Regions from separate parts of the Homo sapiens genome. Here region 2 is linked to region 1. Evidence: read pairs that join two places in POLR2A ChIA-PET (ENCODE). Cell type or tissue: Caco-2. All regions are shown on one strand.

What was found. ChIA-PET counts read pairs that join two places held together with the same protein. Peaks named below come from ENCODE experiments on the same cell type or tissue, not always from the same donor. Only the 100,000 strongest peaks of a DNase experiment are listed, where the experiment ranks them.
Region 2: POLR2A ChIA-PET joins it to region 1 with 16 read pairs; 1 of 35 experiments calls an interaction of 5 or more read pairs at or near these places.

Annotation. Positions count from the first base shown.
Region 1 is chr2:223,929,393-223,931,892 of GRCh38, forward strand. The region is part of intron 1 of WDFY1 (WD repeat and FYVE domain containing 1); the gene reads right to left. Among named protein-coding and RNA genes, the nearest start is that of WDFY1, 15 kb to the right of the region's middle. In Caco-2, no CTCF peak of the experiment used is centred here; DNase peaks (open chromatin) are centred at 394 and 1,279; H3K4me3 peaks cover 1,116 bases.
Region 2 is chr2:223,049,725-223,052,224 of GRCh38, forward strand. KCNE4 (potassium voltage-gated channel subfamily E regulatory subunit 4) reads left to right here and starts at 2,466. Exons shown (of 2, transcript NM_080671.4): 1 at 2,466-2,500. In Caco-2, no CTCF peak of the experiment used is centred here; no DNase peak of the experiment used is centred here; H3K4me3 peaks cover 378 bases.

The DNA of each region.
Region 1 (2,500 bases):
GGTCAGGCTGGTCTTGAACTCCTGACCTCAGGTGATCTGCCCACCTCGATCTCCCAAAGTGCTGGGATTACAGGCATGAGCCACCGTGCCCAGCCTCCTGCTTAACTTCCTGCAAGCTCACAACACTGAACTGTTGTGGCACACACAAGAATGTTCCTGCATTCTAGACACACATCAAGATTCGTGAAAAGCAACTCTGTGATTTCCCACCTCCCTGCACCTCCCTGAACTTCCCTCTACCACCTTCTCTAAAAAAAATTTAAAAAAATAAAGATTCATGAAAAGCTTGTGGTCTGTTGAGAACGAGGTGCCACATCCTGATGGCAGGGATGACAGGCGCTTCTGCCTTCATTTTACACTTAAGGAAGCAGAAGCAAGGAGAGATACGATCTGAAAATCACACAAACCAACAGCAGCACTGCATCAGACTGACTTCATTTAGTTGTTTGACCAACTTTCTCTCTTATCAAGATGGTGAAAGTTCATCTTTAAAACATTATCAAAGTAAACAATTCAAAGCAAAGCAGCCTTATGTGGTAAGTAAGTAAAACTTTTTTAAAGGCTTTTTAGAAATCCACACTTTATCCTCCAAAGCAGTAATTCCTAAACAATAAGGAAACAAGAAGCAGTAAATTACTTTTTCCCCCCAAATAAATCAGAGTATGGAAAAGTTCAGGTCTAACTTCAAAGCTCACTTGGTTCAAAGAAATACTGACCTCTGTGCTAAATACGAGTGGTGATTCCAACAAAGTCTCTCACTACCTCCAGCTCTAGATTTAGCCCAATCTAGCTACAGCGTGCGATATTGTATGTAAGTGCCTGTGGTGAAACAATTTAAAAAACAATGTGCTCAATTCTTTACTCCTCCCTGCATCCACGCTCCTTACAATCAGCCATTTTGCAGCTCTTTCCATCAAGAGATGGAATATATTTCTCTGAGCCTTGTTTTTGTTTTGAGACGGAGTCCGGTTCTGTCACCCAGGCTGGAGTGCAATGGCTTGATCTCGGCTCACTGCAACCTCCGCCTACCGGGTTCAGGCGATTCTCTTGCCTCAGCCTCCTGAGTAGCTGGGATTACAGGCATGCGCCACCACGCCAGGCTAAGTTTGTGTATTTTTAGTAGAGACGGGGTTTCACCATGTTGACCATACTGGTCTCGAATTCCTGACCTCACGTGATCCGCCCTCCTTGGCCTCCCAGGCATGAACTGCCGTGCCTTGCCTATTTCTCTGAGCCTTGAATATGGGTTGGCTAGTGACGCTATGTTTAAAAAAATGTGGCTGAATGGGGTGCTAGTACTGGGTCCTGAGGCCTGGTTTGCTCTCACTCTGTGTCTTGGAAGACTGCCACGTCACATGAACCACAGGGGCCAGCCTACCAGAGGACAAATGACGACATGGGAGAGAGCTCAACTGTCCTAGCTGAAGCCATCCTCGGCCCGCCTGTAGCAAGCTCACTCCCAGGCATGAGAAAGAGTCCAGCTAAGCTCAGCAGAGCTGGCCCACGGCTGGCCACAAGCATGAGTGAGCCTGGCTGAGGCCAGAAGCACTGCCTAGGTGACCTGTAGGCTCATGAACAATGACAAATCCCTGCTGTTTTAAGCCACTGAGTTTTGAGGTAGTTTGTTATGTAGCACGAGCTAACTGACACCATGCTTTCTGTTCCAAATAAATAATATACCTTTAAGAACCATAGGAATCTGAGGTTAAAATTAAAAATAAAAAGCATTTGGCATTTATTGAATGCCAAGGATTTTAAAGTAGATAGTACGAATAACTCCATTTCAACTCTTAATTGAAATACAGGATTCCCATTTTGCAAAAGTGCTAATTTGAATCCTTAAAAATGGAAGCAGTCACTGAAGTACAAAATAAAGTTATTACTCTTAAATATCATATAGTAATGTTTGTTATCCTGTCTACCAAGGATAAAACTTCTGTATGCTTTACCTTCCTATAGTAGATATATGAAAAGTGGAGTTATAACCACAGTTATGATTAAGAATAAAGTGTTTATTCCAGGGAGATTAATCTTTGATCTGCTGAAAGATATGCCTGATGATCATAATAAGTAGAAGGATTCCTTTTTATTTCTACTGTTAAACTCTATCAAAGAGCCAATTAAAAATAAGGTTAAAATACACTTAAGGGAATCACTAAGTCTTGAAAGCCTCATCTATTTAAGCCACAATACAGTAGGAGCAAAGATAGATTCAAGGTACAATTTTTTCCTCTGAAAAGCACTGGCTCACAAACCAGGAGGCATCTTGCAGGAGTCATTAATATTTTTCTTTCTTTTTTTTTTTTTTTTTTGAGACAGAGTCTTGCTCTGTTGCACAGGTTGGAGGCAGTGGCGTGATCTCAGCTCACTGCAGCCTCTGCCTCCCGGGTTCAAGCAATTCTCTTGCCTCAGCTTCCCAAGTAGCTGGGACTACAGGCATGCACTACCACACCCAGCTAATTTTTGTATTTTTAGTACAGACAGGGTTTCGCCATGTTGG
Region 2 (2,500 bases), 880 kb before region 1:
TAAACACAGGCACTGAGCATGTGCATTTGGCCAGACATGGTGCTTTCTTTGCATCATTTCATTGAACTATTTTATTCTGTTCTGTTCTATTCTATTCTATTCTATTCTATTCTATTCTATTTATTTAGAGATCTCGCTCTGTCACCCAGGCTGGAGTGTAGTGGCATGTTCAGACCTCATTGCAGCCTTGAACTCCTGGTCTCGAGTGATCCTCCCACCCCAGCCTCCCAAGTAGCTGGGACTACAGGCACTCGCCACCAGGCCTAGTTAATTTTTGTATTTTTTTGTAGAGATGGGGTCTCACTGTGTTGCCCACGCTGGTCTCAAACACCTGGGTTCAAGTGATTCATCCACCTCAGCCTCTTCAAGCATTGGGATTACTGAACTAAGACACTGCAGTTGGCCTCGTTTAACTCTAGTAGAAATATCCATGCAGGAAGTATGTGGGAATCGGGGCAGCAGGGACTCCAAGCAGGCACCCCAGAATTTCTTCTGGGCTGTTCCTTCCCTGACTCCTGCAATTAGTCCTGCTTTTCCTTTGGCTCTGACTTGCTTCGTCCTTTGGAATTCATTCTCGATGTTTCCCCACACTCATCTCTTTTCTTGGTTGTATTCCCTTGGGACTGTTGGCTCAGGTTTGGGGATTTATTATGTTTAAAACTTCAGCCTCTGTTTGGCTTCCTGGCACCAGGCTTTGTACTTCCTGCTCCTTGAATCTGGTAACTCCTATCCCCACCTCCTTTCTGCCTACTCAAAGCTTCCAGTCTTTGGTGTTGGACAATCCCTGGATGATGACCAATCTCGTATGTCCTAAGGTATACAATAAAAAATACCAGGGTCAACAATCAACAGGCATCTCTTTCTTGGGCCCATCTTGTTCTAGTGTCCCAGACATTCCAGTGTAGGCTTAGATATAGATGGAAGTGTTCTAGTGTTTATGATGGACACCTGTTGAAAAGACCAAGTCTACCATGGCTGAGGTAGCTATGGAGGGTTTTACGTATTAACACAATGGTGAGGGTATCTTTACTGGTGTGAGCACAGTTCCACTGTATGGATGATCGTGATGCTGGAGTGGTCGATGGTTGGTACCTCCAGTGCCAGCTGGGGATTTATGGATGAACACAGGTGAGTAGTCAAGTGGGAAAAATGGCAGCATTCAGTTCATCTTCCTATTCTTCCTCCAGGTGTCTTCTTAGAATCAGGATCAGGTGCAAACCCAGGGGGGTTCCTGTAGCAGCAGTGAAAATTCCAGTGCCTAAGCTATATATGTTCAAGCAGGTCAGGTGGATGTCGCATGCGTCAGTTTGACTACAGCAGAACCATGAGAGATGTTTCCTTTAGAGTTGGCCCACAAGACAGTCTGGCTGCAATCCACAGGCCACAGACAACTGGAGGGAGTGGATCTCTCCCAGTTTCCTTCCACTTAGCATGAAAGCCTCAGAATAAGCAGCCCAGGGAGCAGAGAGACTGACATTAAAGCCTGCAATTCCTCTTCCAATTTTGATCACAGCAGCCATTTAAACACAGGGTCTACCGAGGTTTAAAAAACTTGAACTGTGCTTAGTTGCACTCTGAAATAGTCCTGCTCCTCCCCTGACCTACGAGAGACAGCAAAGAGACGTGTCAATAGCCTCCGCATGAGGCTTCAGAGGAGCAGCTGTGTATGGCAGGACGGAACAAAACCTGCCCATAGTATCTTTTACGACAACATGTTTCCACTTAATGCAGACCACTGAAAAGAATGTGGGAGCTTTTAAAAAAAAATTATTATAAACATAGGTTTGTGACCTTGATGTGGAAGGCAGCTAGAATCTCTGCTTTTAGAGGGCTAAGCAACACCAGGCAGCCTTCAATCTTAGAAGGGTTAAGCTGAAAGGGTCTCAAAAGGTCACGTGGTTTATATAATCCTACCTGCAGAAGACCCCCCCCCCCGCCAGGCACAACGATTTTACAGACGAGGAATGTGAGGTGCGGAGAGGTTAAGGAAGGATTTATCTTATTTGCATAAGGAGTGGAAGAACTGAAACCGAAGCCCCAGTTCCTTGACTGTAAATCCCGCACTTGCTTCCAACTGTCTTTCATCCAGATTATGGGATTCAGCTGCCTCTGAAAACCTGTAGCCCAATAATGGTTATTCCCCAGGAGCCGCGCGAAGCATGAGCTAATTTTCAGTGAGCGCGGACTTTGGGGTAACGGTTCCAGCACAGCACATCCCTTTCTCCTCTTTTCACTCATCGTCACCGCTACCTGAAAACCCTGGCCGGGTGCTGGGGCTTGAGGAGCAGTTCCCACTTCCCAGTCTTTTTCACTTTTCACAGCTGCAAAGTTCAGGGAGTTGAACTGCAGTGCTTTCAGTTCACTGCTCACTCTGCCACGATCAATCTCTGTTGTAAATTTTCCTCCCAGAGCACGTGACGATGCACTTCTTGACTATATATCCCAACTGCAGCAGCGGAGTTGTCAGAGCGCAGAGCCGGACAGAGCAGAAGAACCCTCT